Linked DNA regions of Homo sapiens: regions 2, 3, 4, 5 and 6 are each linked to region 1. The links are chromatin loops, found by intact Hi-C in ENCODE. Cell type or tissue: IMR-90. All regions are shown on one strand. Each heading gives the region's core, and the rest is flanking DNA. Links, peaks and the distances in the headings are about the cores only. Region 1 has its middle 200 kb from the start of LINC02694. Region 2 has its middle 130 kb from the start of LINC02694. Region 3 overlaps LOC105370777 (a long non-coding RNA gene). Region 4 overlaps LOC105370777 (a long non-coding RNA gene). Region 5 has its middle 18 kb from the start of LINC02694. Region 6 has its middle 120 kb from the start of LINC02694.

What was found. Peaks named below come from ENCODE experiments on the same cell type or tissue, not always from the same donor. Only the 100,000 strongest peaks of a DNase experiment are listed, where the experiment ranks them.
Region 2: it touches region 1 in a loop (3.0-fold over the local background); 4 of 110 quality-filtered maps call a loop at or near these places.
Region 3: it touches region 1 in a loop (3-fold over the local background); 2 of 110 quality-filtered maps call a loop at or near these places.
Region 4: a loop joins it to region 1, with 4 times the contacts of the local background. A loop is called at or near these places in 3 of 110 quality-filtered maps.
Region 5: a loop joins it to region 1, with 5 times the contacts of the local background. A loop is called at or near these places in 2 of 110 quality-filtered maps.
Region 6: it touches region 1 in a loop (4-fold over the local background); 4 of 110 quality-filtered maps call a loop at or near these places.

Annotation. Positions count from the first base shown.
Region 1 is chr15:38,892,798-38,897,824 of GRCh38, forward strand. It overlaps a transcript of LOC105370777 not described here. Among named protein-coding and RNA genes, the nearest start is that of LINC02694, 200 kb to the left of the region's middle. RefSeq lists an enhancer at 871-2,070. In IMR-90, for the core only: no CTCF peak of the experiment used is centred there; DNase peaks (open chromatin) are centred at 1,624, 2,034, 2,804 and 3,314; H3K27ac peaks cover 3,613 bases.
Region 2 is chr15:38,824,662-38,829,688 of GRCh38, forward strand. No RefSeq gene overlaps it. Among named protein-coding and RNA genes, the nearest start is that of LINC02694, 130 kb to the left of the region's middle. In IMR-90, for the core only: no CTCF peak of the experiment used is centred there; no DNase peak of the experiment used is centred there; H3K27ac peaks cover 214 bases.
Region 3 is chr15:39,123,651-39,128,677 of GRCh38, forward strand. All of the region lies in intron 1 of LOC105370777 (a long non-coding RNA gene), which reads right to left. Among named protein-coding and RNA genes, the nearest start is that of LINC02915, 120 kb to the right of the region's middle. In IMR-90, for the core only: a CTCF peak has its summit at 2,453 (motif pointing right); DNase peaks (open chromatin) are centred at 611, 1,781 and 2,471; H3K27ac peaks cover 2,734 bases.
Region 4 is chr15:38,993,368-38,998,394 of GRCh38, forward strand. All of the region lies in intron 2 of LOC105370777 (a long non-coding RNA gene), which reads right to left. Among named protein-coding and RNA genes, the nearest start is that of LINC02915, 250 kb to the right of the region's middle. In IMR-90, for the core only: no CTCF peak of the experiment used is centred there; a DNase peak (open chromatin) is centred at 2,894; H3K27ac peaks cover 2,380 bases.
Region 5 is chr15:38,712,567-38,717,593 of GRCh38, forward strand. No RefSeq gene overlaps it. Among named protein-coding and RNA genes, the nearest start is that of LINC02694, 18 kb to the left of the region's middle. In IMR-90, for the core only: no CTCF peak of the experiment used is centred there; DNase peaks (open chromatin) are centred at 1,885 and 2,425; H3K27ac peaks cover 2,887 bases.
Region 6 is chr15:38,814,814-38,819,840 of GRCh38, forward strand. No RefSeq gene overlaps it. Among named protein-coding and RNA genes, the nearest start is that of LINC02694, 120 kb to the left of the region's middle. RefSeq lists an enhancer at 3,293-3,442. In IMR-90, for the core only: a CTCF peak has its summit at 3,065 (motif pointing right); no DNase peak of the experiment used is centred there; H3K27ac peaks cover 1,490 bases.

The sequences.
Region 1 (5,027 bases), core at 323-4,322:
CTCACTGTGAAATACTATGCAGCCATAAAAAGGAAAAAGATCATGTCCTTTGCAGGGACATGGATGGAGCTGGACATGTTAGTTTGCTGAGGATAATGGCTTCCAGAACATTAACACAGGACAGAAAACCAATCACCATGTGTTCTCGCTTATAAGTGGAAGCTGAACACTGTGAACACATAGACACAGGGAGAGGAACAACATACACTGGGCCTGTTGGGGGTGGGGGGCAGGGGGAGGGAGAGCATCAGCAAAAATAGCTAATGCATGCTGGGCTTAACACCTACGTGATGGGTTGATAGGTACAGCAAATCACCACAGCACACGTTTACCCATGTAACAAACCTGCACATCCTGCACGTGTTACTTGGAATTTAAGAAGAAGAAATAATGTAATTCCTGAGAACATAGCAATGAGTGAGTGAAATAAAGTCCCAGCTTCCACGGGGCTTACATCCTAGTGAGGAGAGACAAACAACAAGTGAGGGATTATAAAAGGAATAAAAAATAAGACAGGATAAGGGGATATAGTCTAATTGGGGAGTGATTTTAATCAGCGTAGTCAGGAAAGGCTATATGTGATGAAGACATTTCCATAGAAACATGAATACAGTGAGAAAGTGAACTTTGTAGTTTTCTTTTAAATCATTGTAGATGCATTCCTGTCAGCCTTGGAGAAGTATGAAATGAAAGAGGGATCTCCTAGTTGACTGATGTGGTCATTTCTAGAAAAGAGACACCCTGGGACTATAGACCCAAACTGCAAACTGAACGGACTCACTGAACTCCGTTAATATGACTGCTCTATCTAGGGGCCAATGGCTCAGTGCTGGGACCTGGACTGGGCTGAAGAGGAGATACACAAACAACTCTGGACAGGTGGAAGGAACCTGCTTCTTTGGTTCTCAAAGGAAAATAAAACCCTCATTTTGTAGGAGAGGCTGCTGCTGAAGTTGCTGGAGAATATCAACTGCTGAAAGACATCCAAAGTAGATTTTAAATGTTCTTTGGGACAGAGTTACAAGAGCTTTCTATGAACATACTTTGGGTGGAGTGATCAGGCATGTCAGTTTGCCTCAGCCTGATCTGTAATAAGAATAAAAAAGACTTTGATGGTTGTATTGCAGGTATTTATAGATTTTTAAAAATGTTTCTTCTTGTTGCTGGTGAAGTATGCTGTAAAGGGAGCCCCATTAAACAGAGTCAGTGCTTCAGCTGGTGTAGAAGCCTGTTGCATATTAAATGTTTTATAGCTGAACTTTATTACACTCAAACTTCACAGAGACATTTATGAACCTTATTGCATTCTGATGTGAAATGAGCCCAGAAAGGTATTTCTGACTTTATGGGAATGGAACTTTTCATTGTATGGAACATTCAAAAAGCTGCTGAATGCCAGAGTTCAAAGTGATTTTGCAAATGTCAATTCCTTTAATAATCTTTGAGACCTTAAGAAATTGCTGATGACTTCTACGTCTTGCATCTAACTTCTTTTTCTTTTGCTTCAGTTGTGGAAAACATGTACAGTTGCCTCAGTAAAAGGAATGTGTGGAGTTTGTGGTTTATGCTGTATTCATGCCATGGTAAGAAGAGAGACCCTGTTTATTGCTAGAGGAGACATATAAGGAAAATAAAAGGGGGAAATATCATTTAATAGATAAACAGCCATGCCCAACTTGACATTTTTCTAACCCCTTCAAGGACACACATTCCTGAAGGTCTGTGAGTCAGTACTTAGAATACATTTGGAAGATTAACCATTAACTTGCCTTAGGGAATTTTCTGCTATGCTGACCCATGGAAACTTAGGCCTTTCCAATTCTCATTCATTCATAATTAATTTATTCCACACTTACTGAATTCTTTGTATCAGACACTGTTCTAGGTTCAGATGATAATCAGAGGAAAGCCACAATTCTCAAAGAGTTCATGGTCCAGTCCTGATGATTAAGCAAAGAAACAGGCAAAACAGTTTTCTGATTACAGATGAGAAAGATCCAACTTAGTCACAGTGTGGGAGTTGGGAGAATTCAGGCAGAACATCAGGAAATTCTGGGAGGAAGCAGCCCCTGAATTGGGTCTTCAGGGATGAGTAAGAGTTAGGCAGAAGACGTTAACATTGTTACATGTGCACAGTGCCAAGATAGGCAGTGGGAAAGATATATACACATTCTGAGATCAGGGAGAAGCATGCTTATTAAATAATCATTTAGAAAAAGTGGGACTCAAAATGAGGACCTGCTTCCCATTGGGATCAGTTCTGTAAAGCTCAGGTCTTAAGTATATAATAATCCCATTATCTCACTCTGTTTATTTCTATTGTAATAGTCTTAATACTTGCCTTGTACCAATGGTTTATACATTGTTTTCATGTGTATTAAACTATTTAATCTTCATAACAACCTGGTGAGATTGGTATTATAATTACTTTATAGATGAAGAAATGAATCAAAGAGACATCAAGTGACTGTCCAAGGTCACATAGCCTAAATGTAGCTTTATTGAGCTTCTAAATAGTTATTGATTGACTTGATATATATTCATTCAACACTGTAAGTATGTATCTGTGTATTTACTCAATGCACATTTATGGGGCACATACTGTATGCCAGGCAGGCACTGTTCTAGATTCTGGAGATACCACAGTGAACAAAGATAATTTCAGATTATGATCAATGCTGTAAAAATAGACACAGTCTTAGCGTGACTGGAGGCAGGAATCACATTTTAGATAATTGCTTTTATTTTCTTGGCTCTCCAATGTTTATCTAGGGTTTCTTTCTGGGTTTTTATCTAATGTATGGTATTCAGTGGAAATCTGCCAAGTGCTCCCATGAGTAAATCACCATCTGAGATTCTTCTGCTATTTTCATCAATGTATAAGAAACAATAAGAGCTCCCATTTATTGAGAGACCTGCATGTGCCAGCCTCTTCGATGGATATTTTTTTATTAGTCTCATTTATGGGGTGCTGGTAGAGTCTATCAAAGCCCCAGGATTGTTTCTCAGCTGATCTTTTATTACTTGCAGGGTGCATTAATCACCTTCTTCCTCCCAGAGGCAGGGGACAAATCCCAGGATAACTCTCTGTTCCAGCTTCTTAGATGTCCTGCTAATAGCCATCCCTGCTGACAGCAACCAGCAAAGGCGGCTGCCCTACAAAAACATCCTTTCAAAGTATTTTTCTCTAGAGCTTTTTTTTTTTTCCCCCAAACCTTAAATGTTGGCGAGAATGCCTCACTATTTATTATTAAAAACATGTCTGGGGATGATGATAGTGTGTTCGTATGTTCAACAACCAAAGCTAACCACAAGTAGGTAGTCATACAGGATACTCTCCAAGCATGTCATAAGGCCTCACTGATCCCAAAATATTATCAGCACCATCAGCCTGCAATCACACTGCCTTCCTCTCTGCCATGACTGATTCTTTAATATTAGAGTAAAAGTCCAAAGACAGAGCTTTGGACAGGGCCCTAGAGGAGTATGATGGCCCCAAGAGGGAAGGAGGCCTCCCTGCTCCATCACAGCAATCTGGACGTCTTCATCAGTTAGTGGATTATTACTTGGAAATCTAAAAGAACTGGGCTTAGATGGATTAAAGATGGGCAAATAAACCATTCCAGGATGGATTCAACAGTTGCAGTCCTGGAGGAGGTGCCAGTGTAACAGCACTGGGCCAGGAGGGGAACCTGAGTGGTAACAATTCCCTCCTGCTCATCCTCTTTGTTCCTTTTTATGTAGGGTTAGCCTTTGAGACTCCGACAGCATCATGGCTTTGAAGAACATGACACTGCCCCCTGCACATAGAGCCTCTTCCATTTACTCCCTCTTGGGCTTTGGGCAAGCCACTTAAGCTTTTTGAGCCTGTTTCTCCATCTTTAAAATGGAATTAAAATATTTACTTTTTATTTGAGATTGAAAGCCTCTCAATCTTTTTTGAGACTGAAATAATAGATGATGTCTTAGCCTCTTTAAAGAGATGTGTGTAAGTCTGCTTCACCACAGGCAATTGCTGCACGGAAGCTCAGCAATGTGTGGTATTATGGAAATGCTTCAGAAGCAATCCTTCTGGTTCTCAAGGATTCACAAATAAGACTCAACAGAGTACCTCTGCTTTGTTTGCAACAACAGCCTGACTTGAAGTGATCCACTGACTTGAAGTATTTATACTTCTCCAAACAAGGGATGTGATTTGGTTTTTGCCTATTTGATATGAAACATGCTGGTATGCCAGCATTTGAGCCAGTTTTGAGTTGGGGGCCTTTCTAATACATTTATAGCATATATAGGCCTAGATAGGATTACTTTGGTTTATGCCATGATTCCTGTTTCAATCAGCAATAGCAGGAATTATTCCACCCAAAGTCTAAGTTTGAGCCACTTTTTCTTGGGACTGTTACCATGATAGGTATTGAGAGGCTAAAAGATGTGTTAGTGGATACAGTAGGGGCATCATAGAGCATAGCTACATATATATGTAGACAAGCTCTACAAAACTGAAGCTTAATTAATGGCCTAAAGACTAAACTGTGGGGTATTAAGGAATATCAGCCACTCTAGAGCAATGTGGTAGGCAGCCAGAATCTCAAAAGGCCCCAGTGTGGCCACATCAGTTCGGGATACTCACATATGCCTAGAGAAGAGAGCACTGCTTTGAAGCATCCAGTCACAGTTCCATGCGGACAACACCGTGGGCAAGGTCTTTTTGACTCTGAAGGATCGTTGTCATTTATATACAATGCATGCATATGATTACACATACTAATGAGAAGAGAGGGACAGCAGCTGAGTGTCCCAAGTGTTTATCATGGTTAAATTGTTTATTTGATGTCACTTAAAATAACTGGCTTCTAGACATAAATAGCTCGGATGAAGATATAAGACCTGATAGCTGTTTTGGCTCTTTCCCCAAGTGATAAAGTTCATAGTGAAATGGCTCCAGTTGACTTTTTAGAGAAATACATAGCTGCATTTGTGAAAAACAGGAAGTTAACTGCAGAGCCTCTCAATTTATTTCTCTTACA
Region 2 (5,027 bases), core at 388-4,387, 68 kb before region 1:
TTTACCCCATCTGCAGTACCACTTATGGGAAGTGGGAATGCTGAAGATGAGCAAGCCCTAGAGTGGAGCAGTGGTCCCATTAGATCTGGTTCTAAAAAGACCTCTGCCATTGGCGGGCCAGAATCCAGGAGGATCCAGGCTTCTCTCCTTGTTTTAGATTCACCCCTCTTCCTGGGGCTTGGCTCTGGAGGTTGGTGAGAGACAATGTTGTTGAATGATGGAAAGGAGAAAGAGCAGGGAGGATAATGGGGCAGTCAGGGTAGATTAGGGCATCAGGCATCCTGACAATGACCTGGATGAGTTTGGCCCAAGCCAGCCTGGCCCTGGTCCAGGAAGGGGAGTCCGGAACTTGGAACGCAATGCAGGTCTCTCTCAGGTCTGCTTTCTTTCTTCTCTCACAACCACTGACATATTTGAGCCCAACCCCTCAGTCCTACAAATACAACACCTTCCTTACTTTCCTCCCTAAAGTCTTGAGAAATAGAACTCCTGAGTGATTAAACAAGGTCAGCTACAGAAGAAGAAATGGGAAAATGTACTTTTATTGGATTTTAAATATCATTCTCTCAGTCAGAAAGGATTTCTCATACGAATTCTTTTGCTTAGACAACTGTGTATCAATTGATTCCTAAATGTACTTTGGATGTTGCATCTCCATGCCTCTGCTCAGATCATCCTCCCTGCATAGAGAGCTCTCTTTTTCTGTTAGGTGGCCTAAATCCTAAATACAATTTAAGTTCCACTGCATCTAAGGTGACTTTCCAAATTACTTTAGATTTGGTAATCTTTCCATTCTCTGAATCTCATAGGTGTTGTTATCCATACCATTTATCTGGCACATGATATATATGACTTAATGTTGTCATTTATTTTCTGGTGTTTAGATCCTCTTTTCTGTGTGAGCCTTTTAAATCCAAGTCAGTGCTTTATACTTCCGTATGTCTCCAGTCACACTCGCCTACTGCCTTACACATCGTAGGCTCTCAGTAAGTGTTTGATGCCTATGGTACTTCAAATGCCATTTTCTCTTCCTCTGATCCACTGTCAGCACTTCTTCTGAGCATTGATCAGCTTTTGGCTGCTCAGCATCCATTCCATCTTCTGAGTAGTACTCTGATTTCCACTGGGGGATAGCTCTCACTGATTGTGTGTCCACTTGTTGGGAAGTAATTCCAGTACATGCATTCCACTATGGAATCCCAGAGTGCAAGATCCTTCCTCCTTGCCCATTCCTCAAACTAGATCTTTGGCATGTAACCTAAATTTGGCCAACTAGCTGCTCTGATCCAGGTCTCTGAAACTTGACTAAGGGGTGGAAGGGTAGAAGAATGGTTGGAAGCCACTGAGGGCAGGGTGGTGGCAGAAGCATCCCAACCAGACTGGTCTTGCTACACCAGGGTCTCTCTCCTTGGTTGTGGTACATTCACAGGCCTGGCTGTCCTGCTTTCTGTCAATCATGTGAGCCCACCAAACCCTTCCAATGAAAGCTCTTTCAAAGTAGCTAGAGGGTTTGAATGGATGTTTTCGTTTGTTTATGTTGTTCAAAATGAAGGAATCCTAGCTGGTAGACAACTTATTTCCAGCCCTTATCAACTCTCTCCTGGAATATTGCAGTAAATTTCTTACCTGATTCCATATCTTCCATGTTCCTATCCTTTATTAAGTTTTCTACATTCTTTCCAAAGTGTTATATGTAAGAAAAATTTAAAATCAATGCTGACTTATTCTTGATTTTTAAGATAAAAAATCAACTCCTAAAATTTCTCATGTTCCCATGCCCTGTGCCCATGCTCCAAAATTGGAGCCTGTGATGCAGTGGAAAGAGCATGGCATTTAACTTGAGATCCAAACTTGAAACATGTGGCTTAGCATGTTCGTTAAACTTTTTCATCATTAGTTTTTCGTACGCAAAATGAAGAATATATACTCCTGGAGTGCTTGTGAGCGTTTGATGGGATAATACAACTCCAGCTTTTGCAGCGTGATACATTCTCAGTAGATGGTAACTCCCCTACCTCCACCTCCTTCCCTAGTGGGGCTTGCTGCTCCCTGATGGATCTTGATAAACTCTGGATGAGCTTGGATGCCCTGGAGGTCCCTGGGGTTAAGAAATTGGATGCAGCATCAGGGCATTATGGTACTTGGTTTTATGGCATGGCAGTCATACATGGCATTTTAGGGAAGACAAGAGAGCATGGGGGAAGAATCTGACATTGTGTGTTGAAGCAAAAGGATTGTCATTTGCAGTGTGTTCCTGACAGCTCTGGTTATACAGGTGGGAGAACCGGATGCTTTATTATGAATCAGTCAATCTCTTAAGCAAGTGTTCTTTAAAGTATTTTGATTGCAAATTGCAAAAAATAGTTGCAATTCAGGGCCAGATGCCATGTTTATTTCTTGGTTCTCAGCCTACTCTTAGCAGATAAAAATGACCAAATGTGAGCATTCTGTGTGCTGTGCAGAAGTAACTATCCCTACCAACAGCTATGTGCACCTATGCTCATTTTCCACGGAACCTTCTTAAACTCTTCATGTTTGAAGTGGCCTATTTGTTCTTGCTGCCAAAGTTGAAAGAAATGTTAGCTAATTATAGAGAGGGAGTTTGTCTAACAGAAGGGCTTTTCACTAGAAGCTGAAGGGAGCTGTTTCCCTTTTGGATCAGCAATAGCTTGATGGGTTTGAAAAAGTACACAGTATCATCTAATAATTTCTAATTGGACTCACTTGAGAAAATACATAATGGAGATTTAGATTATAAGGTAGGGTAAGAATATTTGTGTTGATGTATATGTTAAACTAGCAAAATGGGTATCATCTCTGCTCCACTGGGGCTTATAAGCCAAAATGAACATGATGGATCTATAAGTAACAGGATAGGCTCACAGAAGCAGTATCACTTTTTGAGATATCAGGATTCTGAATGTCAACCAAATATATGAGAGTAACCTGCACAGGAGTGTTTTGCTCTGGCAGTGAAATTGTAAATTGCCAGCATAACATGATACTCAAGGGGAATGGCAGAGGGGGTTGCCGGAGGAAGGGTATTTTTATTTCAATGTAATTAGGGAAGGTTTCCTTGCAGAAGTGATGAATGCTTTCTTTTTTGTGCTTTCCTTGAGGCATTAAAAAAAAAAATCTCTATTCTGAGATCTTGGCAGTTCTTTCCAGGAGCTGAATTTGTCCCCTTTGCCCCTTCTCTACACCTCTCCCAATTGCTCTAGATCCAAAGAAACCATGATCTGAGCTGTGAAGTGTTCAGAGTCCTAAGTTCTAACTCCAATGAAGCTCTCACCTTACACAGTACCACATCCAAAAGGGGCCCAGGGCTTTTCTAGGGATCTGTCCTCAAGTTGGAAGCCAGGGGTTCTCTGGGCTGAAAGTCTTTTTTGATCAGAGAAGCCAAGCAGGGTGACACCCCAGTCCCCTGAAGAGGCCACAGAACTTCAGATATATATTTCACATCATAGCACTCAAGTTTAGGCAGTGTTTTGGACAACAAATGTCTGGGGTGGAAATTGCGTGTATGCTGACCGTGAAAATGAAATTAGAGTGTTCCTCTGTCCTTGAGAGCAGGAATTCCATTGTTTGGCCCCATGTGACCTAAATTTGACTCTGAATATCTTTGGATACCACTAATAACCATGACTATTGAATGGTGGGAAGGTGATGACATGAATTTCCTCAAACTCAGAGGGACATTCCAGAGGGAAACTGGGTGACTCCAGTGTTAGCTCTTTTTCTGCTTAGCTATCAGGGGAGTGAATTGTACCTCAACTGGTTCTGGAGCCTTCATTCCTTATCTCCATTAGACGTCAGGAAATGTCTCTAAGCCCTAATCACCCGATGGTATTTTATAAAGCACTATGCCTAAGCTTCCCTTTTCAGTTGAAATGTTGAGGACTGAAGTGGGCAATGAAGACCTTGTTTCTTTGGCTACTAGCCAACCTGGATTAAAGAAGAAAAACAGCTTTGACAGAATTTCTTTTGAGGTGGTCCAAAGACTGTTTTCTGGAACATAAAAAGCATCTATATTCCACTGTGATTTTGTTAACTGTTTGCAGTAAAGTTTGAAGGTGTTTGGCCCAATCTGAATACCAGTTAACCCACGATCTCTGTTTGATACATCTATCCCCAGCTGGTGACATGCTCTTATTAATCCTTTGATCTAGTTGGGTATCTAGTGTGTGGTGCTGAAACAAAATTTTACCCTGTGCACGAATCTCGCTTCTCCATCTTATTGAAAGATGAAAGCATAAGATGGGACATGAGGCAGAAGACAGGGTTTTGGTATCCAGTTCTGGGGCTTGAGGACATTTTAAGCCTCAATTTTATGTATAAAATGGCAACAAAGACTTCTATTTGTCACCATCATTGAAAATAATCAGATGAGATAATGAATTAAAAGTGCTTTGTACATCAAAAAGCCCTGATTAAACAAACACTACTTCTAAACAACTTGATGAATACAACTCCTACTAATATAGACAGGCTAGAAGCAAACTTTAAGCATAGATCTAAATTTTCAAGGAATGGAAAGTGGCTCAATCTTAAGTATCTTTTCACATGACTTGCTCTCTGTTTGGACATTTCCGAGAACTGAAAGTTACCATGTTGCTAGAAACTCATACAGTCATTGGAGGTGTTCTTGGTGCTGAGTGATAGAGCCACTGGGGGTGTTATTTCCCAACAGAATTTCCATTGTCTGCTGAATTTGTTTTTGTTGGCTTGACTCTTCTATTGAAATCTCCCTGATATCCTGTTATTAGGAAACTTGGGGATTATTTTCCCTTCTGTAAAATGGGGATAATATCCCCTAGGGTTTTTGGAAGATTTACGATGAGATATTCTCTGTAAAGTACTTACGATAAAACGTTGTCCACAATATGTATATAATAAATGTTAACTATTACTATTATTGCTGTTATTACTTTGATTACAATTATTGGGTGAATGACAAATTGTAATGGTCACTTTTCTCCCTTTGACCAGTCATTGACTAAATTAAGCTTCAAGTGCTTTTGGAAGGA
Region 3 (5,027 bases), core at 292-4,291, 230 kb after region 1:
ACATACACTACATTAAATCCTCATAATAATCTTAAGATGAAGAAAGTGAGGCAAAGGGAAGTTAGGTAACTTTACCAATGTCATACAGCTATTGAGTGGCAGAGACAGGAACAAAAATAATGAAGTCTAAAAAAGAGATCCATGTGGGCAGTCAAGAAACTTGAGATTTGCTGAAGATGGTGCTTGAGAGGTACCTGATGTTTAGTTTCATTCTACAGTCACATCATCTAGATTTAACAGAGTATAAGTTACTATAGGTCATCTTGTATTCCTTGAATCAGGTACTCGCTAGTCAGTGAATGGTTACTTGTCAAAAGGAAATGAGCTGAATAAAATGAGCTGGGGAGAGGTAGGGAGAGAAACATCGAAGTAATCACAGAAAGTGGAATGGCAGAAGTAGAAGTGGGAATAAGGATAACTCTGCCTTCATCCCCAGGGCAAGTCCTAGATTACATCCAGGAAGAAGTCCAGGGGCACAATTTAGCTTTGTGATACTACCTTGGAGATGGCAGAGCTGGAGCATGGACCAGGGCTCAATTCCCATAACTAAGACAGGAGCATGCTGATGTTTCATATTGACACTGTGAACAACAGACATCCTCTGACTTGGTGACTCGTCTTTGCTCTGCAAATACATATGCTACTGTAATTGCTAAAAAATTACTTTGGACTCGCAGTTCAAATGGCTAAGTAATGTGGCCTCAGGTTTTTCCCAGGAACTCTTGCCATGTTTAAACAAACCCCAAGAATGACTGGGTAACACCCTGAGAATTGGCACTCGGTGGTACGCCAACAGCTTGGCTATCCGGAACGCTTCTGTCTGACTGCTTTTCCAAATTCAGTGTCTCCCAATCCAACCACGAAATGGCTGAGAAAAATGCCTCCATCCATCTTTTCCAGGGCATTCACCTCTTCCACTTCCTCACATGACCCTTTCCTACTTCAGCTGCTTTAGTTGGACTGTTTTTCCTTCCTCACCCTCCCACTCACTTCACAGAGCCGGTTTTAGTTTCTATCTAGTGAACACCGCAGTGAAGGAAAGCCAACATTTTTTTCAATCAGGAGAGTGAAGAGTGGAACTAGCCATCAGGACAAACTTACTTCATCTAGCAAATGTTCATCTGCTATTTTAACATCTTAGTTAGATCATATGGCCGCGGCAGCCAAAGTCCACAGGGCAACAGGCTGTACTGATACAATTAGCCTATGTACCTTCCCATTCCTGGAAGTGCTTTTCCTTGATTATCCTTGAATATCAACAGTTCTTAATTTCCAAAGACAGGACATATAACCTAACTCCCAAATCCCACAAAGAGAAGAAAAACCTGGCTCCCATCCACTCCTATGTTCCCAGCAACAGTCCCATAGACTCTACTTCTTCACAGTTTCGCTGAACAGTTACACTGAACTTTTCCACCACTTATACACTTGGTTGGAGCCAACATGTGTTCCTCCCGTATCATGTTTTTAGTAATTAGAAAGTAATTCTCTGAAGCAGAGAATGCTCTGGTTTGCCAAGAACAAGCTCTGTTGATGACTTCTGAGTGCTGCAAAGGGTTTTGCTGTGGGCTCCATTACAAAAATAATCACTTCGCTGACTACAGAGTCAATTTACTCCCTCAACGTGGGCCACCATTTGCCTAGCATTCTCCTAAAAGAATTTCCCTTTGAAAACTGGAATTTTGTAAACAGTTCATAGTCAGATCCAAGTTAGCTAGAGGTAATGAAGGTCTTTATTACCACTTTTAAATATCAAATGTTGGAATCAATGAAGTAGAATGAGCTCATTATTACTCACCAGATGGTATGAGGAGTCATGAAAGATAATCAAACATTCTTTAGTTTGACAAACAGTGGGTTTCCCAGCCCCCTAAATAGTCTTTTCTCCATTCTAGATATTAGGGTAAGCATATGATTATTGTCAATGTATACAGGTAACCAGTGCTGGATTCACACAGAACTATGAAATCAGCAAAGCTGACCTTCACTGTGTCTCCCATCCTGAATGTATTTTCCAGCTTTATAGTTTCCCTTCAACTTTCATTTTGAGATGCCTTTATTCTAAGGCTTCTCTATAAAATATAGGAGAGTGTTAATGGCTGAAACATTATTTTTTTTTCAAATCTATTTTTATGGTATTCTTTTTTTAAATTTTATTATTATTATACTTTAAGTTTTAGGGTGCATGTGCACAATGTGCAAGTTTGTTACATATGTATACATGTGCCATGTTGGTGTGCTGCACCCATTAACGCGTCATTTAGCATTAGGTATATCTCCTGATGCTATCCCTCCCCTCTCCCCCTACCCCACAACAGTCCCCGGTGTGTGATGTTCCCCTTCCTGTGTCCATGGACTGACACATTATTGATGTTCATAGGAAAGTTGTTTTAGCCTGATGGGATTTTCTAAGATGCATGCGTGAAATTCTAGGCACCAGCCATCAGGGGGAGCAGTTGTGGTTTTGTGTGGTGGGTCTTCCTGGTCTTTGCGGAATCAGAATTTAGTCTTACAGTTTCCTGCAGGTGAATAACCTACTTTACCAAAATGTGGAGATGGCTCATTCATTACCTGAAGAAGAACAAGGATGCAACTACTGTTCTTTAATGCTAATATGGAGCATCACATTGTCATTTGTAGTTAGGAATGACTTTCCCTGATAATAATGTCTGTTAGGTTCTGGCAACATTCTTTCAGACCTGTAAGTCTTGGGTAATAGTCACTGGATAATATTCGTAGTTCTCTCCCGCAGTGAATAAGTGGTGAAGGTTAAATTATTCCAAAAATGGATGTGGGCAATATTTAAGAAATTCTGATTTTATGACTTATGTTGCCTTGAAATATAATATTTTAATCATATATTTATATAATTTTTACTTAAAAGGAACTCAAAATACATTGCAGATGTTATTAAGGTGAGGAGTATAGCACCATAGTAGCTAGGATTTATTGAGTGTTTCCTACGTGCCAGGAGCTTCAAACAATTCTACATCCACATGGCAATCCTAATAAATAGATATTATTTTTATTTATTTATTTATTTATTTATTTATTTATTTATTTCGACGGAGTTTCACTCTTGTTTCCCAGGCTAGAGTGCAATGGTGCAATCTCGGCTCACTGCAACCTCCACCTCCCGGTTCAAGTGATTCTCCTGCCTCAGCCTCCCATGTAGCTGGGATTACAGGCGCCTGCCACCACGCCTAGCTAATTTTTGTATTTTTAGTAGAGACGCGGTTTCGCCATGTTGGCCAGGCTAGTCTCGAACTCCTGACCTCAGGTGATCCGCCCGCCTCGACCTCCCAAAGTGCTGGGATTACAGGCATGAGCCACCACGCCTGGCCCTATTATTTTTTCTAATTAACAGATGAAGGAACATATTAAGCAATTTGCCCAAAATCACAGGCAAGAATTTGAACCCTATTAGTCTGACTCCAGAGCTTGGGTCTTAGCAGCACCAAAGGTAACAGTACCTATGTTTAAAAGGATAAAATTAGGAATTTATTGAAAAATATAAGTGGTCAAGCTGGGATGGAAAACTAGTTTTGTTGTTGGTCTTTTTTCATTCCCAAGCAAGAACATGTTTTACTGCCTATCCCACTGAATTCTAGCCAAAGATTTCTCTGTAATAGAACAATAGAATAACTTTCCAAAATATGGTAAGAATGCAGATAGACTAGCAGTGGAGTAAATTCCCTTTCTCAAAGCAGGCAAGGAGGGTGCAGAGGGGTTAATCCTGATGACCCTTGTCAAGGGAGGACACTCCCAGATATAGCCTAGGCCATAAGGCCCAAGTCTCTTCTCTTTCTGAAATTCTGCTCTATCCCCTTTTAGCTTGTGAACCCAAAACTGGAAAGCTGCTTGGCTCTGTTTCCTCAGTTTTTGTTCTTGACATAGCAATCCAACGTTACTTACTCTTCATTTACTCTACACCTACCCCATCCGTCCTCAACAGACCATGATATCAGACCTTGGTTTTTAATTCCCCTCCCTTTCACTTAGTGCTTTAGGAAAGACATTGTTGACATTGGACCAAACCTCACTATTATTAACTCAGACCTGAGATACTTCTTCTGGTATATAACATTGTTTAACAGATTTCAAATACTCCAAACTGGATTTTCTTAAACCTCTAATGCAGCAGAATCATAGAGATCTTTAAAAATATGGATTCTAAAGAAAACATGACCTTGAAATAGACATATAGTTACAAAATAGGAAACAAAAAGCGTTAAATGAGAATGCACATTTCATGACAATTACTCGAACTTACACATGTAATTCTGTGAACTTTTCTGTGTGTTATACTTTAAAAAAACAAGTTTACCTTCAAAAGTATATGTTTCTGGGGTTTTTCTCCAGGCCTCATGAGTCAGCAATTCCTGCATTAGAGTCCAGGAAATTTTATTGTTAAATTGTCCTTAGTCATTGAGATAAGCAATTAGTTTGGCGAAGTACCAAAACTCCTAGGAGAGCAAATAGTATGTTAAGAATTCTAAGGCCAGGAGGATGAGGTTTATTTCCCACACAGAGAATGATTCTGGAAAACAATTAGATTGGGAAAATGTGCATTTCACTCCTACAAAGTCATGTGCCACTGCCTGGATGAACAGAGTATATATGTGATGCAGCCCCCTATTTTAGTCCACTAAGAGCCACCTTTCTTCTTTCAACTGCAGCCTATAGCTGTAGAGACAAGAGCAGAACTGCAGAATGTCACCATTTGAGAGGCCCTTTACCCACATTCTTGTCCTGATGAGTCACTCACTGGTTAAATACAGTAGGTAACCTTTGTGTGCTGAATCCCAGCCTCTGAAATCATGCAGCAGGCCAACTCACTACAGTGAAAAACAAGCCTCCCCTTCCTCCTTCTGTGGTGGCAATAACTCAGTTGTGGGCTACAGGAGATCCTTGCGTGCCAAGTGAGCAAGTTATGGGGTTCCTGGTAAAGAGAAGTTGCTTGTTTGGATCAAGTTAGATGGATGTAAATTTTGAAAAGGCCAAACAAATGGGTGATGCTCTCTTGT
Region 4 (5,027 bases), core at 530-4,529, 100 kb after region 1:
TTGTCAGAGTTGCGAAGACTTTCTGATGAAGACATGCTCACCAACCGAGAAAAGTCCTTCCCAGGTCCGTGGAACAGAAAGAACTGAGCAGGAGGGCAGGGCTGGCTGGCGAGCCAAATGTTGTCATAGATGTGGGGCTGGAGAGGCTGAGCACTCCATCAGCAGCTGGAACCTTTGCTTTCTAACTACAGACTTTTAGAGAGCAGAAACCTCTCTCAAAGGTGGTGTCAGACAAGTGAGAGGTCCCTAGGGGACGCCTTTGGCAGCACCTTTAGATGAGATTGGATTTGCTTATTTACCTATCTCAGAGCCCTCTGGACTGGGGCCTCCTTTATGGCAGAGAAGCAGAGAACTTGTTCTATTTGATTTAAGGCCCCCATTTGCCAGAGAAGCAAGAAATCCAATCTCAGTCACAGTTCACAGCTTGGCCCTTCGTTTCCAGAGCTGCCTTGAAATTTAGGGGCTTAAGTACTGCTCTGAAAATAGAGAAAGAGTTCTTAGCCCTCCAAACAAGATGATTGCTATGTAAATGGTCTTTGTCTAAACCCTGTGGTCTATTTAGAGTGGGTATGTTCATTTGATGAGGTCACATAATATACTGGTTAAGAGGACAGCTTCTGTGGCCAAATGAACCAAGCATGAAATCGACACTTTCTAGCTGCGTGGGAAAATTCCCCAGCTTCTCTGTGCCTCAGTTTCCTCTTGCATAAAACAATACCCCTCTCACAGGGCTGTTGTGTGGATTAACAGTGTTAAAGCATGCACAAGGATTACAACAGTGTCCAGAACACTGTAAGAGCCCTGTCAATGTTACTGCCTCTTGCTGTCTGAGCATCTTTAGTTGTGCTCTGAAAACTGCTCCTCCTGGTGATGCCCTCCGGGCTTCCATGTGCCATTCCTTTGGAACCCCTGTCACCCCTCAAAGCATTTCATATGTACACCATAGGAATAGGAAGAAGGTACCAATCCTGTCACGCTATAGCTGATGGCCCCCTTCCTATCCACTCCCCTAAACCCCTAAAGTACACAGCTCTCCCAGATCAAACACACACACCAGCACTTTTTCCTCTGGGAAGGCCAGTACTCCCTCTCTACTCTCAGTAGCAGCCTCTGTCATTTGTCCTTTACTTGCCAAACAAAAGCCTATTCATTTATTTGTTGGAGGTGGGGGATCGGCTTCAGGAAAGCTTGCATCACTGTATTTATTAAAGATTGCACAGCCCAAATGCAGATAAAGCTTCTCAGAGTAGGAGAAGAAAAAACACTACTCTTCCTTCTGAGTCTTCTATGGTAGTGAAGGAAATGACAGACTAAGATGAGAATATTTTGCTCCACTATGTTTGTGTGTATCATCTGGCTCTCCTACTAGATTGTAAGCTCCATATAGTCAGTGAATTTAGCTGCAGAACTTCTTCTGTATTTCACATTTATTAAATAAATTTAAATGAATGAATAAATAAATCTGAATAGGGATTTTATTTATTAGGTGTGAAAGTTTATTCTTTTTACTTTCTCACTCTTTCCTTTCAACAGCAAAGGTATGCTGTTCAATGTTTAATAACCAGCTCTTCATGGAGACGGGGAAGTCCTGATCTGCAGAACTTGCCAATTTCTTTGGTGTGAATATTCCTGTTATAGGTGATTGCAAGTGAGTAGCTCACAAAATTCCTGGAGATTTAATAATTGGCTCTAACATGCAGTTACAGAATAGCTCCAGCATACCACTAAAAATAGGTATTAAATTTGTTTTATATATTATAGGGAAGATCCAGTATTCTTTAACATAAATTGAAACTATAATACAAATTCAATGGCTATTCTTCTAATTATATGACTACATGTATACACAAATAAATGAACAGGTGTGCAGAAAGAAGTTAATGTAGCAGGCCTGAGACTGATATCCAGAAAAAAAAAAAAAAAAGGCTTACAAGGTTGGCCCGTGACTGGCTTTGGGGAACTTACATTCTAGAAGGTTTCCCACTATTCCCAAAACTCCACGTGGAATCTCTTCTCCTCTGTATTATCACAGTATATTGATATACTTTCATTATGGAACTTAATACATTGCCGTATTTCCAGGTCCCCTTAGCAATCCCCATTTTCACCCCCAGTTCCAAGACAACGAGCTTCCCAAGGGCAAAAGCCACTGCTGTTCTTTTTGTGATTGTAGTGGGAAATAGAAGGCCCAGCACCTACTAGGGCATTGGGTTCTCTAAATAGATTGTATTGCATGGGGCAGGGACATTTTAGGTCATGAGAGAGGTTGACTATGGTGTGAAAAATGAAAGACTATTTAGATGGAGGGCCAATTCTGAAGCTTTGTTGACAGTGAAGACAGAAACAGATATCCCTGTCCCTTCTCCTGTCTCTTATCCATACTGTGTTCTGGTGAATGGGTTATGGGACATCTATGTGCCCTTTCCTCATTGTGTTTCCAATGTCTACTGTGCTATGGATATCTGAAGGGCCTCCAATGTGCTTGATCTTTCATAGCACCCCAGGTGGCTGCTCAACTTTCCCAATTCCCATCATATGGAAGGCAGCAGAGCAGAAAGGTTGGGACAGAAACAATACTAATTAAAGGTCATTGGAGAAAGGGTTCCTTCATTAGGAGATGACTTCAAGGAATCAACAGGGAAGACATGAAGTCTCTAATTCTATGAAATTCAAGTCTCTAATTCTATGAAATTCCAGACTTCCCCTTGTTGGCTATTGTTTTCCCATGTTTCATTAAAACTGGTTTCAACACTTCAGTAACATGGAATTTGAAGGCTTGTCTTCCATTTTCACTCAGTCAGGCATGCCTAGCATTTTACTGGTAGACTGAAGGAATGCAGGTCACCCAAACAGGACAGATGACTGGAATAATTTGAAATCATGCCTAGTCTTTTTTTTTTCTTCTCTCTTAGCTCATGTACAGAAATGTTGGAAGCTTATTAACTTCTGGTAAGAATAGTTAACAGCAAGGATGAGAGAAATGAAGCATTCAGATGATTAATATAAAATGGTATCAAAACAATGGGTTACTCATTGCATTTTTTCATTTCCCAATGATGAAAAGCCACTTCCGTTCCTCCAGCTTTGGAGCGAACATAATATAAGCACAAATGAATTGAGTGGGAGAAAGTTTTATGACCTTTATTATTTGGCCCAAGTTCACAGCAATGTCTGAAGAGAATGCCAGGAAATCTCTGTTTAGACTAATTTGCAGAAGAAACTACTGTTAGGGAATGATAGCTGTGTATTTATTTATTGAATTCGTCTCTTGGACATAAACATACTGTCTACTAACCTATTTACATGTTTAATTAAACACATTTTCCATCAGATTAAAATGAGAACAGGAAACTACCTCTCAATGGGTTTATGTGGAGTGTCAGCCACATGCCAGACCCTGCACTAGAAACCCTGGTTGCACAGTGGTTAACAGAACAGACTTGGTCCTTGCCCTTGTGAAGCTTATAGTTTTGTGGGAGAGAGAAATTAAACAAGAAAACAATTAAATGAATAATCACAGATTATGATGTACAATAAAGGCAGTGGGTGCCAGGAAGAAGAACTTATATTTGGTGATGAGAGACCACCTCTCTGAAGAAGGTACATTTAATCTGAGGCCTTAAGGATAAGGAAGAGTCAGCTGGGAATAACAAATGTCTATTTGTGGGAATAAACAAGGAGGGGACGTGCACACAGGCAGAGTGAACAGCGTGTATGTGGATTTGAGGCAAGAAATACCTTGCAGAGATATGGAACTGAAAGACTGTAAATATGGTTGGAGCATACTGAAGAAGGGGAGAATGGTATATGACATCCTCTACAGTAGCTAGCCCAGTCCCCTCAGCACGCTAGGGTTCAATACATCTAGGGTTCAATACATTTTTGTTGATAATGAATAAAGTTCCTAAAAAAATTTTAAGGTTAACTTGTGCCCCAAGTTATGATCTCATCCCCAGTCATTCTAACATCTCTTCCAAGAATAGAAACTATTGGGGAGAGGGCACACAGCCTCCTGGGATAGACATACACTAATGTGGACGCTGAATTTTATGCAACAGAAATAAAATACTGCCAGTGAGTTGTGAATTTGCCTATTGGATTAAGAAGCTTAATTCAATGGAGTTTAATTGGGACAGATTGGTTGGTGATAGTTGGTAGCAGGGAGCTGGAGTGTTTAGCCAAGAACTACAAAAATCTTAACACTCTTTTTGCTATGGCCTCATCAATAACTGTGTCCCTCAGCTTAAATCCAAAGCAAATGGAGTTGATGGGGTGGAAAAAAATTATTTTGTACTCTATCAGTGTGGACCTAAATCACTGACATTTTCCAGTCATGTAAACTTTAAACCAGGAAAAATGAATCCAACTCATGAGGGCATCCAGATTGTATTTCAGCTACGCACAAAATGAAGAATGGGTAGACTACCAAGGAAACAAGTAGCATAGGGTATAGTGCCATGATTCAGTTTCAAATGAAATTCATATTGAGATAAAGACAAATAATTGAGCCAAGTTCTGAACTTATTTCCAACTCTCCCAGACTGGAAGTGCTCAAGAATATACGACCAGCAAAAAAATTCATTAACAGATTCTTTACCTTCTTGAGCACTCTTTTATCATCCTGGAGATTTACTGGAATGAGTTGACTCAATGTAAATTAGAAACATATGGATTAAATATCTCAAAGTCACCAGATGTGATGGAGATTTTGACAAACTAAAAGATCACTGAAAGGTATTTGGAAGTGTTTTCATAATCCAAAAACCACCAGGTTGGCCCATCTTTAAAAATGAAGTTATGACCTTGTAAACATTATAATAGTTCTCATGTTTTTATGTTTAATAACACATTCTGTCATCACTGCTCATAACATATAATTATTTGGGTGTAAAACTGAATATGCAGATGTAAAAATGGTAGAAGGGTGTCCAATGGAGTAGTACTTTTCTAACAGACTATCCTAAGATTCCATGGATAATGGTAAATCAAGAAGTCAGTTAGTGTCATACCTGACAGGGTTCTCATTA
Region 5 (5,027 bases), core at 323-4,322, 180 kb before region 1:
AGGATTCTTCAAGCTATTCCCTAGCTCTACTAGGTGATATTAAGTGCTAAACCCTTTCTCCCTCTCTTTTATTCACCTGAGCTTTAACCCAAACTTGGACTGGGCTTTAGGGAGATTAGGAAATTTTGATGAATGAGATGCCTAAAAGACATAAGACAAAGTCTCCTGAGGATGATTATTTATTTAGAGACTGGGTCTCACTTTGTCGATATGCAGTGGCATAATCACGTTTTACTACAGCTTTGACCTCCTGGGTTCCAGTGATCCTCCTACCTCTGCCTCCCTAGTAGCTGGGACTATTGGCATGCACCACCATGCCCTGCTAATTTTTTAGTTTTTTTGTAGTGACAGGTCCCGCTATTTTGCTCAGGTTGGTCTTGAACTCCTGGGCTCAAGTGATTCTCCCACCTCGGTCTCCCAAAGTATGCCACCACTCCCGGCCTATTCTCCTGATGAAATAGCACAAATAGTTGTCCAGGTTAAGGAAAAATCTTACTAAATGGCAATAATGCTAAAATTAGCATTGATTTACATTTTCAAGGCTTGTTAAGCACTTTATTATATGATAATGATTTATTTTGTTAAAACATTTTAGAAAACTCGCAAACGATCACAAGGTAGATCTTAATAGGTATGAGATAAATTACCAAAAGTGAATCTATACCAAAGCAAAGAGAAATTGTCTTAATGACCAAAGTTCTAAAGTCTTTTCCAGAAATGTCTTCCAGGGTGGGATTGCATTGAGAAGACCCACAGATGTTCACCCTTCGAAAGACTGACTCTACCTCTGGAGAAATTTTAACACTCCTTCAGGGAGGGAAGGAGCTATTTGCGATGCCCTGATTTGCTCTGCCAACTTCCCATTCTTCTCCTTCCCATGTGATTGGATGTGTGTGCTATCTTTCCCTTGTCTGTGGCTATGCTTGGTTCCCTGGCATTTCCTCCTCCCTTTATTACCTGGACATTTGTCTATCCTGCCTCTCATTTTTCTTTCCAGGAACACAAAGGGTCCCGGAATTTTTATATCTGCCGTGATCCGTTATGATTATATTTTAAAGCTTAACTCTCCAGATGGCATTACTTTATGGACGTTCATGTTGGAATAGGGGAAATTGTCTGTATGTCCTCCACGTCTAGACAACGATATTTCTGCCAGGAACGTCTGATAAGGTCATCTCCAGGTTCAGCAGATCGTTAAGTGGTGGCAGCGTGTCCCGATCTTTCCTGAGGTGCACTGCAAATAATTTCCTATGATTAACGTTATCTTAGTACCAATGCATGTGAATGTTAATTCTTGAAAAATCAGAGGATTGCAAGTTATTCCCATCACCAATAATACTCATTCCTTAATATTCCAATGCTTTCTGAAGTAGAAGAGAAAGCTGTGACGTTGCATCATTAAATCAAAATGGACATGACCCACAGTCAATCTGGGTACCTACGAGGCAGTGTATTTACATGTCTTTATTATTTTTCACGGTGGGAGGTAGCAACTGCATCATGGAAAATATGGAAAAAACTCAGTTTTTTTTGGAATAATAAATCCAGAAGCCAAGAGGTCCCCCAGCCCTTCTCCCTCATGAATATTGAGCTTACTTTGAATGACATAAAATTAAAAGGAAATTTCTTTTATAGTTTAGTTAAGGCAACGTGTATTGGCTCAACATGATTCATGATTAAATATATGGATCTAACTCCATCCAACACAGAGACCTGCCCAGCCATTTTGGCCCTGCCCACGAATGGGCAGTGCCTTCTCTCTCTGCCATCTTTGCTTCTCTCTCCTTGCTTTCCTGCTTGCTCTCCTTTCCTGCCTGCGTGCTTCACTGACTTACTCACCATATTCCATCGCTCCTCTCTCAACAGAGAGTCTGTCTTCCTACAGTGTGGGTGCCTGCCAGCAATAATGGAAACAGTGGAAAATTTTCTTGTGGTTGGAGATGAAGCCAACAGCAAAGGAAGCTCGTTCCTAGCTCTGCTCTCCTCCCCTGCAGACCCCCTTCTCTCAGCTCTGCATTCAGGCTGGGGACTGGGAGTACAGGACTTGTGGCCAGAAGATCCAAGAGATTTTTTGCTGGCTTTTGCTGCCTGAAGTGTGCTCTGAAACAGCAATCAAAAAGGCTTTCTGGAGGCCTGGAAGGATGGGAGGGCACCAAGCAAACACAGTTCTCCTTCAGAGAAAGCTGCTGGACACCAAAGAAGGGCCCCCAAGCTTCATGAGGTTACTGTTGCAGACCCCCTGCAAACACAGGGGCCCAGTGAAATAAATACCTCCATGCCCTGGGGGCCTATCTGGCCCTGTTAAAACTGTGCCCCTGCATGTTTGGGTTAGTTCATTAGAGAATTTCCAAGACTCTTGAAATGCTTGTGGGTAACCTGGAATTTCCTTAGAGACCTGGCTGCCGAGATCACTAACCAGCATCAGGGACCTATGCCTTCTGTGAGAGACAAAGACAGTTGTGTAGAAGTGGGTCATAGGAAATTTTTGGAAGTTATTCAGCCACAGATTCCTTTATAAAACACAAACACACCAACTATAAAAGTTCTAGAATGTGGCAGAGAAGACCTAAATCTCAATCAAGGCAGAGAGATGTATGCAGCTGTCCTTGTCTCTGCTAAAGGCCAGCTTTGTAATATATATTTATTGATACAGGCTCACACAACTAATGGGATAGACATCGACTGCCATTTTTAGTTCTCTCTCTTTTTTTTTTTTTTTTTTAAACAAATCTCTCACCCAGGCTGGAGTGTGGTGGCATGATCTTGGCTCACTGCAGCCTTAAGTTCCTGGACTCAGATTCTCCTGCCTCAGTCTCCTGAGTAGCTGGGACCACAGGCATGCACCACCACTCCTGGTTATTGGTTTTGTGTGTGTGTGTGTGTGTGTGTGTGTGTGTGTGTGTGTGTTTTTGTTTTGTTTTTTGTTTTTTGACAGTTTCGTTCTTGTTGCCCAGGCTAGAGTGCAATGATGCAATCTCAGCTCACCGCAACCTCTGCCTCCCACGTTCAAGTGATTGTCCTGCCTCAGCCTCCGGAGTAGCTGGGATTACAGGCATGCACCTCCATGCCCCACTAACTTTGTAGTTTTAGTAAAGATGGGGTTTCTCCATGTTGGCCAGGCTGGTCTCGAACTCCTGACCTCAGGTGATCATCCCCTCTTGGCCTCCCAAAGTGCTGGGATTACAGGCATGAGCTACCAAGCACGGCCTTTAGTTCTCTTTGATGTTGAAAGGCAAAGACCTGATGGGATTCATGAGGATCCTCAAGATCTTATGGCACAGAACAATGGTTAAACAGTAGATTTTCTGAATAGCGACTTAACTGACCTTTCCTAGCGATGTTAGGTTTAAGTTCCATCAGAGGAACTCTCAGGAATGGACACATGGGATCTTTTTTTGGGATGAAACGGGTCACTTTCAGCCTCATCTCAAGTACACCCTTGAGACCCTGGAAATACTTCGGGGGGCTACCCCATTCCTTAATTTTCTGTAGTATCAGTGAGAGGTAAAGCCAGCTGGATTTCCTGGGTTGAGTGGGGACTTGAAAAACTTTTCTGTCTTACAAGAGGATTGTAAAATGCACCAATCAGCACTCTGTAGCTAGTAAGAGGATTGTAAAACGCACCAGTCAGCACGAGTCTAAAAGTAGCCAATCGCAAGGAAGATTGAAAAAAGGGCCCTCTGACAGGACGGAAATGGAATATGGGAGGGGACAAATAAGGGAATAAAAGCAAGCCCCTGCAGCTAGCAGCAGCAACCCGCTCGGGTTTCCTTCCATGCTGTGGAAGCGTTGTTCTTTGGCTCTGGCTCTTAGCAATAAATCTTGCTGCTGCTCATTCTTAGGGTCCATGCCACCTTTAAGAGCTGTAACACTGTGAAGGTGAGGCTTCATTCTTGAGGTCAGCAAGACCACGAACCCACTGGAAGGAACGAACTCCGGACACATTAGCATGTTCCTTTCTTGTATAGAACATTATTTTGTCATTTTTGATTCACTTGACAAATATTTACTAAACATGTGCCTGATCCTTTATTAAGTAGTGAGGAAATATGGTGAGCAAGACAGACCCAGGTCCCTGCCCCTCACAATTATAAAGTCACCATAAAGAAGGACAGGCGGTCCCTTTGATGCTGCATCTGTGGGCATAGGCTCTGGAGCCGGGGCCATGTTGCTTTTCTTGCCTCTCTCTCTCCCCATCATTGTGACTTCTGCAGTGGCTGAATCAAAGGTAATGAACTAATAACATGTCTCCATTTTTCTAATTGTTTTCCAAAAATGAGTAAGTACTCAAAGAATAGAGTTTGCTGTAGTGTGTGATGGTTGAGGGTTGGGAACCAAATAACCTAGGTTTCAATCCTCTTTCACCACTTTATTAGCAGCATGACCCTGGGAAATATTTTTAAGTCTGTCTCTGCTTGTCATTTCTTGTCTTTAAAGTGATGATGATTATATTCTCTACCTCACAGGGGTTTTGTGGGGATTAAATGAGTTAATAATCAAAAAGTATATAGAATAATGTCTATCGAGCGTTCAATAAAATTAGCTATTGTTAATTACACTAAAGCCTAGGGGCTGGAAAGGACTTGGAAAACCCAGTCTTCAGTTCAGATAATACATACTTTATAACCATGAACTGAATATAACCATGTATTCAGTTCAGATAATACATACTTTATAAACCACGGCTAAGATGGATAGGGAGAAGATGACAGAAATAAATGGGAAAGCTCACTCTCTTCAGATTCTGCCAGTGAATTATCTGCATCAGGGCATCTGGAGGTTGCCCAAGGGATCAGGATGCATGAGAATTTAAGAGGTATTGGGTGGTATTGACCTACTAGGGTCCTGAGGAAACCTCAACTGCAGAAGGATGAGTAGGGGAATCTTCTGCCAACCAGGTCATAAGCAGGGCTCTAGTCAATGATTCCTTGGGATATCTATTTTTCTTTCATGGTGTTTGCCCATAATTGACAACTGGAAGAAGTTATTCTGGGTTTGGGGTGAAGCTATGGTATAAGCTGCTATAT
Region 6 (5,027 bases), core at 617-4,616, 78 kb before region 1:
GGTCCTCTCTTGTATTGCAAGACTTTCCTTCTTCCTAGTAGCATTTTTGAGACTTCCTTGATGTTTGAGCCAGGTTGGTCTCATCAGTGCATTTTTTATTCCCTTTCTTTGGAAGTGAGTAGAAATGGCCAATTCAGATGAAAGCTGTCACCCTCTGCAGGGTCCTTTCTTGATTCTATGGCTGCTATCACTTTTTCCCACTCTCTGGTTTCTGGCCTTTCCCAGTTCACAACATCTTCTGAAGCCACACTTGTGGTGAAGTCTTGGGGCTGGAAATGGAAATTTTTCTCCCTGAGAAGCCTGAGGCTGTTATTGTTAAGTAGCTGCAGATTTTCAAAACTTTGAGGATCCAGGACAACAATAGTGCACATTGTTTTCCCTGTTATTTCTTAAAAAAATTTATTGTTACATAATAATTTTACATATTTATGGGGTACGTGTGATATTTTGATACATGCATACATGTGTAATGGTGAAATCAGGGTGTTTAAGGTTTCCATCCCCTTGAACATTTACCATTTCTTTGTGTTGGAAACATTTCAAATCTTCTATCATTAGACTCTGTCTCAACAGCTCATATTTTCTGCCCTTCAGTCCAAGAAATGTATGAGAATAGTTGTCAAGTTCACTCACCGTAAGGGAAAAGAACATCAAAACCTTAGTTTCCTCGTCTACAAAATGGGATTATAACATGTAAGTTTACAAGGCTATCATAAGAATTAAAATAACGAATGTGGAGTCACTCTACGGAAACATACCAATAATAATAAAAGCAGTTTAGAAGTATGCAGAAAGTAGAGTTATTCTCCATGACCTTGCACTCCGTGCCCTAGTTCTGTCCTCCTCCGGTTATCTTCAGGATCCTCTAGATTCTTCATGATGTATGGGCTCTTATTAATTCTAGTGCCTGACAGGAAATTGAGGCTGACAGTTTAGTAACTTGCTGGGTGTTAGCACTTTTTATCTTACACTCCTGCCAAACATATGGTAAAGGCGATTACTACCAGAGAGAAGACTGAGCGTCAGGGTGGTAAGTGGCATGAGGCAGCCATGTGTGAGACATGTCCCCTGTGGATATGGGTAAATTGGGTCCTGCAAAGTACCTGGATCTAGAGAGAACCATGCTGGAAGGAAAGTCTTGCTTCTGATGGCAGAGTCAATCAAGCAGGGCCAGCCTGATGACCAAAAGACGTGAAGGACAGGGAGCGTCTGGCAGATTCAAGAAGGGAGCAGAGTGCTGCGTGCCACCTGTAGCTTCTTTCCGTGCTTTCTAATCCATCATCTTGTCTTTGAAAGTATCTCCTGGGGAGAGGCCCTTTGGCAAGAAGGCAAGCTGGGCCTGTTCTCATCTTTTCCTCTATTCTCATCCCAGTTGGAAATAAATACCTCAAAGCTGGTTGACTTTCCAGCAGGTCCAATTTGTTTCAAAGTCCATTTTCAGTCAATTTCATCGGCACATTCTTCCAGGAAAGATGAAACTATTCCATGGAAATGGCTGCTGGGGGTATGGCCTGTGGACAGAAATAGTTGAGGTTATTGCCTTATGGAGCGTAAGCTTCAGAAATGCTTGTAGAGGTCAAAGAGGTGCCTCCCTTCTCTTTTAAGAAATGAGAACACTAAGGCCACAATGGGCAGGCAACTTGCCCAGCGTGTCACTTGCAGGTGTCCTGCCTTTCGAAGTCTCCTAAAGGGAACGAGGGAGTATCAAAGACCCACTGCTTCAGGGAAAGAAATGAGATGACAGAGCTGGTCAGCTGCAACCGATCTTACCAAAGGTTGGGTTAAGAAAGTGGGAGTGCATAAGCCAGGGCAAGACAGATTTCTCGGAAATCGAGAAACAACAGAGTAATACCCAAACAGGGACTTGGAGCAAACGAATCAAAATCAAGAGCCAATACTAGATGGGGACATAGTGACGCTAAGAACAGCTGAGAATGATTTAGGATCAGCATGGTGAAAAACAAGCTATCTTCAAGTTAATAAAATCAAACAGGAGTTCTAAGAAGTGAAGGCAGCCTCTGGATTCTTTATTGCCTTCCCATTATAGGGAAGGCCTCCACAACCTGGCCCAGTGGATGTTTTCTGTAGTCCCTGTTGACTTACTCAAATGCAACCACTTCCAGCTCATCAGATCTATGCCCTGTGTCCTCTGCCTCTGGAGCTTTCCTCAGGCTGTCCTCTCTGCATGGAATGCTGTTTCCCCTTCTCTGGTCCAGCCGAATTCTACATATCCTTCAAAGACCAGTTCAGTTCCCACATCTCCATGAAACCTTCCATACACACTGGCTGAAAGCATTCTCCCTGTTTGCTGGTCTCCAGTTACACTGTTGCCTCCTCCTATCTTATACACAATTAGAGTGATCTGTGTGCAGGCATTCTAGGACTAGCTTCTCCTGCTTTTTGGAAAGTCCATGAGTCCATCTATAACCCACAGGGACCTTACCTGTGTGCCTCACGCATAGTAGGTGCTTAAAAAATATTTGCCAAAAAAGTGGTCATCTAGAGGGGTACACATGAGAGTATCAGCATCATACTTGGCTTCAGCCAGATTCTCACTAGGGGCATCATGTCCCTAAGTAAGGAGAAATGTGGAGAAGATGAGAGCATTCAGAAGAGAGCCACAGAGATAACGCATTTAAAAATAGGCTAAATAAAGTCATATTAAAGGAAAGTAAAGCTTAGGACTTTTCCTGGGAAGTGAGGCACATTCGTTAATCTTTCTCCAGGCCTATAAAGGGCTTTTGCCCAGAGAAATGACAGCAGCTGCTTTTCATCCCTGATTAAATCAGATCAGTTGGAAATTAAACAGAAACATCGTTCAGATCACAAATAGGGAAAATATTTCTGAGAGAGGGTGATTAAACTCTCAGAGGAGTTACCATAGGGATTTGTAGACTTTAGGTCTCCACAGGATTATTAAACAGATTCCTGTGTGTCAAGGCCAGTTTAGTGGCTCCCTCTGGAATGAATGCCATGGAATGAACTTGACAATCTGTTCTCTCACACCTCCCTGCGCTGGCCAGGTGTCGGCCCTAGGTGTCACTGGCGGTCAGTTCCAGGCTGTTCCAGCAGGGGGCGGCCACGCACAGTGAAAGCCCACAGGTACAGCCGGCCAGAATGGTTCGAAAGAGTGAATCTACCAGGTTTGTGAGTGGACCAGGGACCCAGGTGTGAGGTGTGCAAAGAAGAGTAAGCACTTTCCATGGGCACGCCCAGGAAGCCACCACAGATCCTCTCACTTTCTCCACGCCCCCCTGGGTGTTAAGAACAGAAAGTGCACTTGGTAACTTGGAAAAACCCTCTCTCTGCATTGAGGCACAGTCATTTCCAAAAAGTCCCCAGAGCCTGTGCTCAGAGAATCGGGTGGTGTGCTGAGACTTCTTTGGATCTGCTTCTGCAACCCAAGCATGGTGCATAAAACTTTATCCAAAGAAAAAAAGGCAAAATGAAAAACAATTGGTGAAGAGGAATAATGGCATAGGTAACTCAGAAGAGTAGTGTCACTTCCATTTGATTTTAAAGATATATACACACAGGCACACAGGGCATCTGCCTGCCTGCTGTGTTCCCAAGTCTCCTTCTGAGGAATGCTGCTCTGGTGCATGGCGTTTCCTTGTGCTGTGTCTGGTAATTTGCTGGCTCCGCTGCCACCCAACAGGCCGGGCATTGGTGGCTCAGCTGCAGGCAGCCTCTACGGGCTCCGTGGAGGTGGCCCCTGCCTGTGAAGTGGGCAAGTCTAACAGCACCTCCCAATCGGGATGCCGCAGATTAAATGGGACAACCAATCAGATTAGACCCCCTCTCAGGGACGGTGCTGGGATGAGATTTACCAGTCAGGCAGTAGGCAGTTGCTGCAGTCTCCTGAATGAATAAAGCCTGCTTTTATCCCAGTCTTAGAGGTTGTTGGGCCCTGCAGTCCCCTGGTCTGCTGAAAAGGCTTTCTTTGTGTTCTTGCTTCCCATCTAACTGTACAGCATCTTTCCATCGCCTCAGTGACCCAAGTACCTCTCTCCTGTTCAACCTGTCAGTGTACAATAAACACCCCGAGATTCCCCTTTCCTGCCACCCCCACTCCCTGGCAGAGGAGGTTTTGAATTGTTTTAATTTTGCATCCCCTTGAAGAAAGAGTTCAGCTCAAAAAATCTAGGTAGCTGGACCCCTAGAAATCACAATTGTGCTGTGTTGAAAAGATGCAACAGACATGAGCCCTGAGGTGAAGGAAGAATTACTGCACTTTTCATGTGGCTCCACATTTCGGCTAAGTTTGAGACAACTTTTCTTTTGCTGGTTTTCTGTATCTCTCTGCTTTCTTTGCGCACCCCATGCTCAGGGTTGTTTGTTTTGTGTCGGTGGTATGTCTTCAATCCGACTTCATTCTGACATCCTTTAGATTAGGAATTACGATTTATCCAGGATTGGTTTTATTATTACAGTGAAGGCCCACTAGGTTCAGTCAACTGAAAACTGGTGGCATTCTTCCCAGCAAAAGAGAAGGTTAGCCTGGATGTCTTTCTGTGAAAGACAAGGGGTTTTTAACTCTGAGATTGAACCAAGATGTTGATAGATTGGAAGATGGAGGTGGAAAGATGGAATGCAGCCAGGGGTGGATATCCTTAACGTAGTCCCGGCTTTGAAAATGCAGTGCTTTCTTTGGGATTATTTCAGATGTCAAACGCAGCAGGGTTGACATCAGTACACAGCAGGCCATGGATTATGGCTGCCTCTAATGACTGTGTTCCACTGTGTTTATTGTTCTGGATGTTAATATATAGAGTAAATGATAGTCCTTTAATTGAAGGTTGGAAATGCCCCATGCCAAGGCGCCCGGGTGGACACATCATTAACCACTGAAGTGAAACCCAAGACACTTGCTGGCCAGGAAATTATAGCCACGGAGACCATCTTCCTATTTGTGTATATGGTATGTGTGAGAGAGAGCGGGCCCAGCAACTGGCCTGCACCTTATTGGCAGTTCTTGATTTTACTGGGAGGAGAAAAACATCATTTAGAAACTAGCAAGAGCACAT